Regions from separate parts of the Homo sapiens genome. Here region 1 is linked to region 2. The links are chromatin contacts, found by Hi-C or POLR2A ChIA-PET in ENCODE. All regions are on one chromosome and are shown on one strand. Each heading gives the region's core, a stretch centred on a gene start or an enhancer-like site at or near the end of the contact. The rest is flanking DNA. Distances are from core to core; before and after follow the strand shown. Region 1 has its middle 31 kb from the start of H3-3A-DT. Region 2 has its middle 21 kb from the start of SDE2.

Region 1 (7,325 bases), core at 273-2,772, 51 kb after region 2:
CAACAACAGGCTAGGGTTTACAAGTCAAACCAAAAATCCATGTGTGAACAGCACATAGTGAAGTGTAACTATGGCCCCAAAGAAGCCCTTGGCCTTGTGAACATGTCTTGCTCATTTCTGAATGATATTTCATGTACCTGGGAGTAGCTCCCAGAAGAAAATGCTCCACCCACAACTGGGTGGCTTCCTTAAAACCTTGCAAAACCAGCTTGAAAGAACTAAAAGAATAATTTAGGTAGAAAAGTCATTGGCTTGAACTCCATCCACCAAAACTGCTTTGTGTTTTCTTAGCTGGAGAATCCAGAGAAGTGTCATTTTTCCTATTATTGTTGGCTTTGCATTGTTTGAAACAAGATGCCACTCATTATTTGCAACACATCTCTTTGGTGAGTCCATGACACACTGTGGGCGTGGGACCTACACACTCACATTCCCTGAATAATGTATGTTTCCTTTGGTAGTGTTTATACAGCCTAATGTTACACATGGGCGAAGGTGGAGCGCTGTTCTACCTATTGAGAACAGTCTAAGGTGAGAGGCCAAATCATAGATCAATGACAGGCTCTGTAGGACAGCAGACAGTGTTGCTCTTTCAGATGTGGAGAGGGAGAAGAGATTCCACTTTTCCGGTCTAGCCAATATGGGGCAACAGACATCCGACAGCAGTGTCATAAACCTTGAGCAAAAACTCAGGACAAGGGATAGCCAGCTATTTTAGAAGCTTTGAAGCTGCATATTCATCTGGAGGCCAATGTGTTCGTGTTCTTCTGAAAATGAAAACCACTCTCTTTCCTAACATGGATAACACTCTAACACTCCCGTGGGAACGAGATTGGAAGCTTTCTGCCCCAGGTCACAGTGGGTGACCAAAGAAGGCCGCTCCAAACACTGAAGCATCCTGGTGGTTTACTTAACAGGATCGAAGCAAAGCCAGCTCTCACCGCAGCAGCCTTCTACCAGTCACTAAATGATGGCAGGGCCAGCAGACTCTGTCAACTCCTGTGGTTGCCCGAATCTGATCTTCACCTCATATCCACCTTTCCCAGGCACAACCCAGAGTTCAAACTTTTGCCCTCTCCAAATTCAGATGAAGGGATCGGGTGCAGTGGCTCACGCCCATAATCCTAGCACTTTGGAAGGCCAAGGCAGGCAGATCACTTGAGGTCAGGAGTTCGAGACCAGCCTGGCCAACATGGCAAAACCCCGTCCATGCTAAAAATACAAAAATTAGCCGGGCATGGTGGTGCGTGCCTGTAATCCCAGCTACTTGGGAGGCTGAGGCACAAGAATCACTTGAACCTGGGAGGTGGAGGTTGTGGTGAGCTGAGATCGGGCCACTGCACCCCAGCCTGGGTAACAGAGCAAGACTCTGTCTCAAAAAAAAAAAAAAAAATCAGATGAAGGGATCCAATCATCTCCCAGAAAAAATGCTCAGTCCTTTCACTAAATTCTCCCTATAAGATGGGAATTTTCTCCTTGTGTCATAGAAGTGGAAACTAAAGCTCAGAAAGCTCATGTGACACAGCAGGTCAGAGGCGGTGCCAGGAGAGAAACCCAGGTCTGTGTGACTCCAAAGGTCACGTTCTTTTCACTTCCTCATTTTCCACCAAAAAAAAAAAAAAGTACCAGTTTTACACATAAACAAATACTGTTGTCCATTGACACTTCGGTATTAGCAGGTTCTGAGTTTCACTCTAATGGAGCTCATTGGGCCTGACTGGGTCTAGTTAGAGGTGGCAAGTATGTTAACGATATGAGGCCAGAGAGTTCTCCGCCCCTTAAGAAGCAATAACTTTATTCCTGGCCAAGGATGATGAGTTGACTATGTTCTTTGGACCCTTTGTCACGGCAAGGTATAATTCTCAATCTAGACTAGACAGATTGGCTGGCGCTATCACTTGGAAAGAAAGGAGTTTACTCCTCTTTGATGTCCTCCTTTGTGTCTGGAAGCAATCAATATAAAATTTATTTAGCCTTATCTTCTGTAACAAACCAAAGAGGGGAAAGTGTCCCAGAGAAGGCCGCGGGCACTTACTCACCCTTATTAATTCCATGTAACAACTGAGAGGCACTTTGAGCCTCTTAACCAAAAGCTTCACATCTTCAGATGCCAAGCCTCCAGCAGCAGGGCCACATGGCTCAAGCAGACAGGGAGCAGACTGGAAGTAGGCTGGAAGCCAACCTGAGCACAGCACCATGTCTCCAGGACCAGGCGGCACAGAAACTTGAGGCCACCTGTTCATCCACTGTATTTTTACCTATTTTTAAAATGTTCAACTCTCAGGGCTGGTGTTAGATGCTTATGATGCCACCAGGTAAGCCCACAGGTGCCAAAACATTATGTGCTTCTGCTTTGATATTCTCTGATGGATATTGCTGGCCCCAGCTCCCCTCTGGTACTTGGGGGGAAGTGGAAGAAGAAGAAAGATGAGCTGGTTGTTCTTGCTGCTGTTTCTCCACGATGAGACAGAATGAAAACCCTCTTTGGTTCCCTTCTGAATCCACCATCTGAGGACCAAGATATTCTCGGCTTGAATGAAATCAAAGTGGTTTAAATTAAAACTAATTATATCTGCTTTTAGAAACTGTAGGAATAGGCCAGGTGCGGTAGCTCACGCCTGTATTCCCAGCACTTTGGGAGGCCGAGACAGGCAGATCACCTGAGCTCAAGAGTTCAAGACCAGTCTGGGCAACATGGTGAAACCCCGTCTCTACTAAAAATACAAAAATTAGCCAGGCGTGGTGGTGCGTGCCCATAGTCCCAGCTACTCAGGAGGCTGAGTCAGGAAAATCGCTCAAACCCAAGAGGCAGAGGTTGCAGTGAACTGAGATAGCGCCACTGCACTCCAGCCTGGGCGACAGAGCGAGACTCTGTCTCAACAACAACCAAAAAACAATAGGAACAACCAATGGTTTTGAAAATACACCTTATCTATTAAAAGCATAAAAACATGAATGAGAAAGAAATACATTGAAATTCTTGTTGCTAGTTCCTCTGAAGAGGGAGAGAGAACAGAAGTGGAGGAGAAGGGAAATACTGTTCAAGTGGATTTTAACCACATCTGTTTTATGTTTGATTTCTTTTAAACGTAAAACGAAATTTGAAATAAATATGGCAGAAAGTTAACATGTGTTAATATTGTTAATTCTGGGTTATGACTACATAGGTGCTTGATATGTTGTTCTCTGTATTTCGTTATACTGAACGTTCTCACAATAAAAATATATTTACAAATGTTTTATGTTACAACTATGACTGAACGCTAAAAACAATGAGGTACATGGACTGTGAGAATGTGTAGGAGTCCTGAGGTTGGGAAGTGTGGCCAGGGGCAGTTCCCTAAGAAGAAACTGAGGGGGTGTCAGGAGGGCTTTGTATGCCCAGAGTGTATTAGGCTTCTCCAGAGAGACAGAGAATCAATAGGAGAAAGAGAGAGATGGATGGATGGATAGATAGATGACAGAGATGAGAGATGATTTATTATAGATGATAGATAGATAGATAGATAGATAGATAGATAGATAGATAGATAGAAGATAAGATTTATTTTTCATTTTTTTTTTTTTTGAGACAGTCTCACTCTGTCACCCAGGCTGGAGTGCAGTGGCACGATCTCAGCTCGCTGCAAATTCTGCCTCCCAGGTTCAAGCGATTCTCCTGCCTCAGCCTCCCGAGTAGCTGGGATTACAGGTGCCTGCCGTCACGCAGGCTAATTTTTGTAGTTAGTAGAGATGGGGTTTCACCATGTTGGCCAGGTTGCTCTCAAACTCCTGACCACAGGTGATCCGCCCGCCTTGGCCTCCCAAAGTGCTAGGATTACAGGTGTGAGCCACCGCGCCCAGCCGAGAGAAGATTTATTATAGGAATTGGCTCACATGATTATGGAGGCTGAGAAGTCTCACTATATGCTGTCTGCAAGCTAGAGAACCAGGGAATCTGACAGTGTAATTCTGAGTCCAAAGCAAGAGGCCTGAGAAACAGACTGGCTGCTGGTGCAAGTTCCAGGGTCCAAAGAACCAGAGAACCTGGAGTTCTGACATCCAAGGGCAGGAGAAGAGGGTGTCCCAGTTTCAGGAGTGAGAAAGTGAGAATTTGCCTGTCTTATACCTTTTGGTTCTATTCAGGCCGTCAAAGGATTGGATGGTGCCCAGCCACATTGGGTGAGAGTGGATTTTCTTTACTCAGTCCACTGATTCAAATGCCCATCTCTTATGGAAATACCCTCACCAACATACCCAGAAATAATGCTTCACCAGCTCAGTATCCCTTAATCCAGTCAAGTTGATGCCTAAAATTAACCATCACACAGGGATTGCCCTGTTACTGAGTGACACAGCTGGGAAACTATTTTGGAAGCTGAGATGGCAGGGACTTGGACTGGAGTAGTCATAGTGGTGGATACAGAGAGAAATTGATGAGTTTAACAGAAATTGAGGAAGTAGGCCTGGCACCATGGCTCACACCTGTAATCCCAGCACTTTGGGAAGCCGAGACGGGTGGTTCACCTGAGATCAGGAGTTTGAGACCAGCCTGGCCAACATGAAGAAACCACATCTCCATTAAGAATGCAAAAAAAAAAAAAAAAAAAGAAAGAAAAACTTGGCTGGGTGTGGTGGTGCATGCCTGTAATCCCAGCTACCTGGGAGGCTGAGGCATGAGAATGGCTTAAACCCAGGAGGAGGAAGTTGCAGGGAGCCGAGATCATGCCACTGCACTCCAGCCTGGGTGACAGAGCAAAACTCCATCTAAAAAAAAAAAAACAACAACAACAAAAACAAAACAAAACAAAACAAAAACCCATAAGAAATTGAGGAAGTAAAATTGCAGGACTTGGTGACGGATTGTATACAGGGAAGGAGAGAAGGGAACCAGTCTGGGGCCATCATATTTGGCTTGCCTACATAGATGGATGATGGCACCATCTTGACCTATGGAATGCTCAAAGAAGCCTGGGTCTGGCAGGGAGAATCATGAGTTTGGTTTTCGACTTACTGATTTTGAGGTATCTTGGAGACATTCAAGGAAAAACAGGGTACAATTAACAAGATAGTGGCAATAGGTGCTGGGCAGCCCAAAACTGCTGGTCACTTCTACTTACTAATCGCTGGAGGGCTGAAGTCTGGCTGCCTCTTCTGTGCCCTGCCTCTGTGACATGTCCAAATTGCTACGTTCAGGTTTAGGATGCAAAAAATCTGCTTTATTACACTGTGAGGAATCTTAGGATATTACCTATCTATAGCTGGGAAATTTAACCATTCCCAGGTTAGTCACATTTGACTAACTTGTTGAAGATGGTGTCTGATTCTTCATTTTCCTCCCCAGACCTGCTAGACTCTTTTTCTCATTTCTAGTCTTTGCTGATTTCAGGTTTCTTTTAGTTGGATGCCATGTATAAATAACCCTAAACTCAGCTTGTAAGTGCTTTTTTTCTCTGCTACCCAAAATTAATATAGATTCCTATTACCTTAGGTTAGGTTGTCCCAGAATCACACCTTAAGGCAGGATTTGAGTGCGACTAGTTTTGTTCTGTATATTTCGTTTTGTTTCATTTTTTTAAATTGTGGAAAATACATGTAACATACAATTTACCATCTTAATAAGTTGTTTTTTTTGTTTGGTTTTTTTTTTTTTTTTTTTTTTTGAGATGCAGTTTCGCTCTGTCACCCAGGCTGGAGTACAGTAGCATGATCTTGGCTCACTGAAACCTCTGCCTCCCGTGTTCAAGCGATTCTCCTGCCTCAGCCTCCTGAGTAGCTGAGATTACAGGCATGTGCCACCACACCCCGCTAATTTTTGTATTTTTAGTACAGACGGGGTTTCACCATGTTGGTCAGGCTGGTCTCGAACTCCTGACTTGATGATCTGCCCGCCTAGGCCTCTCAAAGTGCTGGGATTACAGGCGTGAGCTGTCGTGCCCGGCCCCATCTTAATAAGTGTTAGTGTCCAATTCAGTGATATTAAACACATTCACAATGTTGTGCAGTCATCACCATCATCCATCTCTATAACACTTTTCATCCTGTAAAACTGAACCGTATACCTTAAACCAAATAACTCCCCATTCCCTCCTTCCCCTACCCCCTAGCAATCACTCTACTTTCTGTTTCTAGATTCAACTAGTTTGTTTAAGAGGTGATTGCGGGAAGACTAGAGTGGGGAAGTAAGGCAGGAAAGGGAAGGAAGCCAAGAAAAGGAACATTATTAAGCAAGTTGCTTCTGTGTAACTGCAGCTGGGGTTCAGTCCTACTGGGGACCCTGGGAGACAGTGCAGAACATGCCTCTGAGCTTTCCTACCCAAGAGGTGAGGAAGATGGGGAGCCTCCGGTTTCCATCCATCATTGGCTGAGGCCTGCTCGTAGGGTCAGTAACCCTTCAGCATGTCTGTGTCTCAGGTGGAAGGAAAACTGTCAGGTGAAGAATCCCAGGTGCTTGCAGTAGGACAGCCACTGGAATGTACTGGAATGCTGAATGACAAGGGGATATGGATCCCAAAAGAATTTCTGAGCTCCCTTTAAGGAACAGACTCTAAAGTGGTCCCCATGATCTCCACCTCCTAGTAACTCACACCTTTGTATAATCATATAATTCCCTCCCTTTGAGTGTGGGTGGGTCCAGTGACTGCTTCTTTTTTTTTCTTGTTTTTTTCTTTCTTTTTTTTTTTTTTTTTTTTTTTTTTTTTTTAAAGAGATGGGGTCTCACTGTGTTGCCTTGGCTAGAGTGCAGTTGCTGTTCACAGATGCAATTATAGCCCACTACAGCCTCTAACTCCTGGGCTCAAGCAATCCTTTTGCCTCAGCCTCCCAATCTAAGACTACTTCTAACCAACAGAATATGGCAAAGGTGATGGGCTGTTAGTCTGTGATTAGATTACATTATATACAATTCTACCCCACTAGCTCTGTTCCTCCCTTAGTGGCTTTGAGGAAGCAAGCTGCTATTTTGTAAGAGGACCTATCAAGAGGTCCACATGGCCAGGAACTGTGAGCAGCCTCATAGAGCTAAGGGCAGCTAACAGTCAGCAAAAATCCAGGCCCTTGGTCTTACAGCAGCAAGGAACCAAATTCTGCCAACAACCCGAATGAGTTTGGCAGCAGATCTGTCACTAGTCAGGCCTCCAGATGGAGCTGAGCCACGGCCGACACCATGATGACAGCCTTGCGGCCTGCACTATGCCCAGGCCCCTGACTCACAGGGTGTGGGATAATAAAGGGAAGTTGTTTTAAACTAGTGCATTTGTCGTAATACGTTATGCAGCATAGGAAACAAATATGCTCCCTTATCCTATAAGCCTCCAATCTGAGCAAGATGGCCTCAGCCCTTCTGC
Region 2 (7,398 bases), core at 2,148-4,647:
CAGGGTGTGGGCTGGGATTTTGTCCTCCTCTTCCCCTAGCCTTGTGTTTCTGTCTTTTCTAGATGCAGACTCTGGGCAGAGGCCTCTTTTGCCTGCCTGGTCTAAGAGCAGCTCAGGTTGGGTGTAATAACTGAGTTGAATCCTAATGTCAACACGTACATTTCCCACCAAGGAGAAATGCAGGGGCCAGTCACAAATAAATATGTCAGAGCTATACACAACACAGCTATATATACCCCCAGATTTATTTATTTATTTTATTTTTATTTTATTTTATTTTTGAGATGGAGTCTGGCTCTGTTGTCCAGGCTGGAGTGCAGTGGTGTGATCTCGGTTCACCACAACCTCTGCCTCCTGGGTTCAAGCAATTCTCATGCCTCAGCCTCCTGAGTAGCTGGGATTACAGGCACCCACCAGCATGCCTGGCTAATTTTTGTATTTTTAGTAGAGATGGAGTTTCGCCGTGTCGGCCGGGCTGGTCTCAAACTCCTGACCTCAGGCGATCCGCTCACCCCGGCCTCCTAAAGTGCTGGGATTACAGGCATGAGCCACCGCACCCGGCCCCAGATTTATTTTTGATAACACAAAAATAAAGACATGGTTGTATACACAGACACTGAAATTCCTCTAGCGGAAAACAACAGCAAATGATTAAAGATAACGTTGTTTGTTGAGGACAGAAGTAATAATGTTATGGGATATTCAGCAAGACTAAATGATTTATTCACCACCTGTACAGTGAAAACTGAAGCTAAATCTGAGAATTAAGGAATCAGAAAGAACAGGGCGCCGGGCGCGGTGGCTCACGTCCGTAATCCCAGGACTTTGGGAGGCCGAGGCAGGCGGATCACGAGGTCAGGAAATGGAGACCATCCTGGCTAACACGGTGAAACCCCGTCTCTACTAAAAATACAAAAAATTAGCCGGGCGTGGTGGCGGCGGGCGCCTGTGGTCCCAGCTACACGGGAAGCTGAGGCAGGAGAATGGCGTGAACCCCGGAGGCGGAACTTGCAGTGAGCCGAGATCCTGCCACTGCAATCCAGCCTGGGCGACAGAGCAAGATTCCGCCTCAAAAAAAAGAAAAAATAAATAAAAAAAGAACAGGGCCTAGTCCACCCCAGGCCAGCTGCACCTAATCATCAGTCTGCCACTTATGGTGTGTAGGGGAGTGTAGGGACGGGGAAAGGTGGGTCTCACAGGATTTGGCCATCCTGCTACCTGCTACCCCACTGCCAGGCAACACTGCCGCGCCACCTCCTCCCCACCTTCCCCAGCAGTCTCTCCCTGACGGCTTTGGCTGGCATTTGTTAGTGCACAGCGCCCTCTAGTGGTTACAGGAAGACTCTTCCTCAGAAATAGGTAACCTTTTTAATGGTTGGCTGGTGTTGAGCGACTCAACAGAATCCCTTTCTACAGAATTGCCACTCATGCACTCACTTCAGTTGCTCTCAGATTTTGGTAAAACAGTAAGTCCCAGTCATTTTCCTCAACCACCTTCAAAGACACCCATTTCTTTCTTTTTTTTTTTTTTGAGGAGGAGTCTCTCTCTGTCACCAGGCTGGAGTGCAGTGGCGCGTTCTCGGCTCACTGCAACCTCTGCCTCCCAGGTTCAAGTGATTCTCCTGCCTCAGCCTCCCGAGTAGCTGGGACTACAGGCGCCTGCCACCACGCCTGGCTAATTTTTTTGTATTTTTAGAAGAGACGGGGTTTCACCATGTTGGCCAGGCTGGTCTCAATCTCTTGACTTCGTGATCCACCCTCTTCAGCCTCCCAAAGTGCTGGGATTACAGGCGTGAGCCACCGCGCCCGGGCTAAAAGACACACATTTCTACAAGCAAATGTTTCAAAGCAGGTACATACACCCCAGTGGACATGTCATGTGGTCTGTTGAGAGATGATGAATTTATTTGGAATTCTGTTTGTTGTTTTATAAATATGTTAGTACACTGGATTCATTCAATAGATATTCATGGAGCACATTTTAGGTATCCGGCACTAATAAAACAGATCAACTCTCTGCCCTGGCAGAGCTTATTTTCTGAGGGGAGAGGGACATTTAACTAAAAAAAAAAAATATGATAAGGGGTAATAAGTACTATTAAAACAAAACAAAACAAAACAAAACCTGTCAGGACCTGGCACGGTGGCTCACGCTTGTAATCCCAGGACTTTGGGACGCCGAGGCGGGCGGATCACGAGGTCAGGAGTTCAAGACCAGCCTGACCAACACAGTGAAACCATGTCTCTACTAAAAATACAAAAATTAGCCAGGCGTGGTGGCACGCACCTGTAGTCTTAGCTACTCAGGAGGCTCAGGCAGGAGAATTGCTTGAAGCCAGGAGGCGGAGCTTGCAGTGAGCCGAGATCGCGCCACTGCACTCCAGCCTGGGCGACAGAGCAAGGCTCCATCTCAAAAAAATAAAACTGTCGGCCAGGCGCGGTGGGAGGCCGAGATGGGCAGATCACCTGAGGTCAGGAGTTTGAGACCAGCCTGGCCAACACAGCAAAACCCCGTCTCTACTAAAAATACAATCAATCAATCAATAGCTGGGCGTGGTAGCGCACACCTGTAGTCTCAATTACTTGGGAGGCTGAGGCAGAATTGCTTGAACTCCGGAGGCACAGATTGCAGTGAGCTGAGACGGCACCACTGCACTCCAGCCTGGGCGACACAGCGAGGCTGTCTCAAAAAAACAAAACAACCAACCAGTCAGGAAAGAAAGTGATGGGGGTGGGGGTTGCCATTTTAAACCGAGTGAAAGGTGAGAGAGTCTTCCCTGGGGACGTCTGGAAAAAGACTGTTCTGGAAGGAGGGACAGTCTGTGCCACGCCAGGGGAGCACAGTGTGTTTGGTTGGTTCAGGAAACAGCAAGGAGGCCCCGGGGGCTGTGGTGGAGTGAGGAGGAGTAGATGAGGTCAGAGAGGGGAGAGGCGTGCAGCCTGAGAGGGGATTGCTGGCCACTGCAAGTGCGTGGGCTTGTACTCCAAGGCCGATGGAGGGCTCTGACAGATGAGTGACATCATGTGGGGTGCACCCCCAAATGTTTTACTAATCAGACATGCACAATTAATGTTTGCAGGCTGGAGGGCTGCAGAATAAACTCCACAACAAGCCCACTGTTTCCTCACTGAGGCTCGCAGTTGGAAGAGGCAGCCTGTGAGCCGTCTTCGAAGTTAAGTACCAGCCTGGCAACACAGTGAGACCTTGTCTCTGCAAGTAATTTTTAAAAGATTAGCCGGGCAAGGTGGCACATGCCTGTGGTCCCAGCCCGAGCGGTGGAGGCTGCAGTGAACTGTGATTGTGCCACTACACTCCAGCATGAGTTACATAGCGAGACCTCATCTCAAAAAAAAAAAAAGCAGAACTTCAACAAGGAGAGATGGGACATACCAGGCTAATCGCCATTCCTACACTACCCCGTAATTGGACCAAAAGATCTACTTAGTAAACTGAGGGATCCAGCACTACGGTATGGTGCAATACCCAGTATCACACTCCTGTTTTCATTGAGCATTTGTCTACAACTCCTAATTCTTACTACTTTTTTGCAAGATGCTTTAAAGTATGTTTGTCACCCCCATGCAAATTTCAGCTATGCCTCACAGCTCAATTCATAAAATTAAACAGATACCGCAGTTTGCCAGATGAGGTCACCCAGCCCCACACCAGCAAGGCCAAGGTTAGGACTCACAGACCACAGCTCTCGCACTTGTTTCTGCACCTCTGCCAGCCTGGCATGTAAGGAGTCCCCACAGGAAAGACATCTGACTGGTCATAACGCTTTTATTTTACATATATTCCACTTATCACAAGGGTGGCTGAGGGAAGGGCAGAGCGTGCTAAAAGCCCCAAGTCCTCCCAGCCTCATGTGGCTTTGATTCAGCTCTGTACACGTGTGTTTGGATTAAGGTGGACAGTTCTGCTGTGCTCACTGCCTTGCCTTAAGATGTGTTCTAGAGGGGCACTGCCTAATACAGGAGCTCAAAGTCACACGGGGCTATTAAGCACCTGGAATGTAGCCACTGTGAATTGAAAAGTGCTGTAAGTATAAAATACACACCAGATTTCAGACTTAGCACAAAAATGTAAACTATCTCAATAATTTTCTATTATTGAAATATTTTGAATATTTTTGGGTTAAATAAAATATATTGCTAAAATTAATTTCACCTGCTTCTTTGTAATTTTTTTTTTTTTTTTTTTTTTTTTTTTTTGAGATGAGGTCTCACTCTGTCGCCCAGGCTGGAGTTGCAGTGACGCCTTCAAAGTTCACTGTATCATTGGCCGGGCGTGGTGGCTCATGCCTATAATCCCAGCACTCTGGGAGGCTGAGGCATGCAGATCACCTGAGGTCAGGAGTTCAATACCAGCCTGGCCAACATGGTGAAACTCTATCTCTACAAAAAAAATACAAAAATTAGCTGGGCGTTGTGGCACGTGCCTGTAAGTCCAGTTACTCAGGAGGCTGAGGCAGGAGAATCACTTGAACTCGAGAGGCGGAGGTTGCAGTGAGCCAAGATCATGCCACTGCACTCCAGCCTGGGCAGCAGAGTGAGATTCCATCTCAAAAAAAAAAAAAAAAAAATTTCACTGCAGCCTCCAACTCCTGGACTCAAGCAATCCTCCCACCTCAGCCTCCCAAGTAGCTGGAACTATAGGCACGCACAACCACACCTGGCTAATTCTTTGTACTTTTTAATGACTGAAAGAAAATGTAAAATTACATTATCTGGCTCATGTTACATTTCTATTGGACAATGGTGCTGTAGAGTATTCCAATAGCTTCCATTTACTGAGCAACTACAAATTTGCTAAGCACTGTGCTAGGAACCTTACATACTACTTTATTTAACCCTAACATCCCTAAAAGTAGATATGACCCCATTTAATAGCAGGAGCAGAAAACTGATGCTCAGAAAGGCTATGGAGCTTGTCTGAGGAAACACTATTAGAAAGGAGGAAAATCAGGATTTTAGACCCAGATCAGTAACCCTAAAACCCTTGCCCTAAGGCCCACCACACCACATGGCCTGTATTCCAGGGAAAACCGAAGTATGACCATGCACATTCTTTCCTTCAGCTCAGCAGTATTATGTGGGGGCCATCCTGAATCAATGACCTATGAATGGTTTGAGTGTAGGCTTACTTTATAGAGCATCATTAATTTAGTTTTTCTCAAAGGAAATCTCATGAAGGTGAATGCAAAGAAAAAGTAGTACCAAACATACCAGAGATGAGACTGGCACTGACTGAATCAGAGATCCCTCCCAGAAACAGGCCAATAGGCAGGTGACTTGCAGCAACAGTGTGGGTGGCACAGGGCCACCTGGAGTCCATAATATCTTTTCCTGTATTCTAGTTCAGGCACACAAATAAGGCCATAAAGTTTAAGTCAACATTTTTAAGATTTTGATCAGAACCAGCCTAGAATTAACACCTGGTGTTCCTAGACTTTCTCGGGGGGGGGTACTTTTCACCTTGAAAATCACTAACAGGTGCTGGCTCAAGATGGTAATCTGAGCATATTTGTTTAATTCCCTCTTGCAAACTCCCATTTGAACTGACAAAAGGAATATAATGAGGAAGCTTGCGGTACGAGTACTAGAAGAGGAAGGAGGAAGGTAGCTATCTCCAAAACAAAATGTGTGGGTGAGTGAAATGGACCCACAGCAAAAGCCCATTAACATCCCCACGCACAGATCAGCGAGGGCTGGAAGAACTACAGCCACCTAGGAAGAGAGGCTAGATGGTCAGTTTCTGCTCATCAGCAGCCTCCTTACTTTTAGCCTTTAATGCTACAAGAGAGGGGGCAATTAGAAAACTCTATAGTCTTTTCATTTTGCCAGTCAAGGTCTATTTGCCTGCAGGGAGCAGGGCAACAGCTGCTCACACTCCCATGCTAAATAAAGCAGGGCCCAGCTAGTGCTCTGGCAACCTGAAGAGGATAACCAGGCCAATTAGGAAAGGGGCACTGGCCCAGCCAGCTTCATGCTGCCACAAAAGAAAGAAATTCTTTGGGCATGGCTGCCTGAGTCTCTCAAAGATGAACCCTGATCTTGTAAAGTAAACCTTCACTATGCTGGGCGCGGTGGCTCAGGCCTGTAATCCCTGCACTTTAGGAGGCCAAGGTGGGCGGATCCCCAGGTCAGGAAATCGAGACCATCCTGACTAATACAGTGAAACCCCGTCTCTACTAAAAATACAAAAAAATTAGCCGGGTGTGGTGGCACGTGCCTGTAGTCCCAGCTACTTGGGAGGCTGAGGCAGGATAATGGCGTGAACCCGGGAGGTGGAACTTGCAGTGAGCCAAGATGGCGCCACTGCACTCCAGCCTGGGCGACAGAGCAAGACTCCATCTAAAAATAAAATAAAATAAAAAAATTTTAAAAAGTAAACCTTCACTAAATCTAAATGTTTCCCTTCTCCCTTTGGGTGTGCTTTTTAAGATCTGAACAGGCACCCACATAATTTGAAGAAAACTGTTTCCAACTACCCAAGCTAGAAAAATAATCCTCCCTAAGCAACAGAACATACTGTGGCAGCCACGAAAATACGCCTCTCAGATCTCCTGCTGTGGGGAGCATCACTCAGTGATGCTCTGGGGCCACCGGGTTCACACTCAGGCCACACTTTCTGGGGACTCTTTATAGCCAACGTGCACAGTACAGGTACTAAGGCAGGCCCATTCTGGCAAGATGCCAACTCCTCCAAAAGGCAACTTTGGCTTGAAGACTCTCCATCAACTTAGCTATATTACAGAAATCATCTGAAGAACAGAGAGAAGCGTTTGGTGGAAAAAAAAAAAAAAAAAGACAGAGACTCGGAGACTGAGACCGAAGCTTAGTATATTTATAACTGAAGTCCCAGGAAAGAGAAAACATGGGTCAGGAAAAAGATCTGAGGAAATAATGGCTGACACTTTCCTATATTTGATTAAATGGCATAAATTTAGAGAGCCAAGAAATTCATCAAACTCCCAAGATAAATACATAGAAAACCACACCTGAAAGCTGCCAAAGAGAAAGACGCATTCTATAAAGGGAAAAACTATTTGAATACCCACTGATTTGTCATCAGAAACAATGAAGGCCAGAAGACAGTGGAACAAGATCTGTAAAGAGATTCTTTTTATTTTTTGAGACAGGGTCTCACTCTGTCACCCAGGCTGGGGTGCAGTGGCATGATCTTGGCTCATTGCAACCTCCGCCTCCTGGGTTCAAGCAATTCTCATGCCTAAGCCTCTCAAGTAGCTGGGATTACAGGCACGCACTGCCACACCTGGCTCATTTTTTTGTATTTTTAGTAGAGACAGCATTTCATCATGAAGGCCAGACTGGTCTTGAACTCCTGACCTCAAATGATCTGCCCGCCTCAGCCTCCCAAAGTGCTGGGATTAC

The links. Hi-C counts contacts between places; a loop is a spot of excess contacts on that map. ChIA-PET counts read pairs that join two places held with the same protein, here RNA polymerase II (POLR2A). Pooled maps may share reads with other maps.
Region 1: a loop to region 2 is called in a pooled map, with 7 times the contacts of the local background. The contact joins two enhancer-like sites. A Hi-C loop is called at or near these places in 3 of 50 pooled maps. POLR2A ChIA-PET finds 5 or more read pairs at or near these places in 2 of 52 experiments (CD8-positive, alpha-beta T cell and GM12878).

What each region holds. Positions count from the first base shown.
Region 1 is chr1:226,027,594-226,034,918 of GRCh38, forward strand. No RefSeq gene overlaps it. Among named protein-coding and RNA genes, the nearest start is that of H3-3A-DT, 31 kb to the right of the region's middle. RefSeq lists an enhancer at 2,605-2,654. Within about 2 kb of position 1,523, at least 8 of the 41 ENCODE cell types and tissues checked have a DNase peak (open chromatin) inside an H3K27ac peak, as active enhancers do.
Region 2 is chr1:225,974,839-225,982,236 of GRCh38, forward strand. No RefSeq gene overlaps it. Among named protein-coding and RNA genes, the nearest start is that of SDE2, 21 kb to the right of the region's middle. Within about 2 kb of position 3,398, at least 3 of the 41 ENCODE cell types and tissues checked have a DNase peak (open chromatin) inside an H3K27ac peak, as active enhancers do.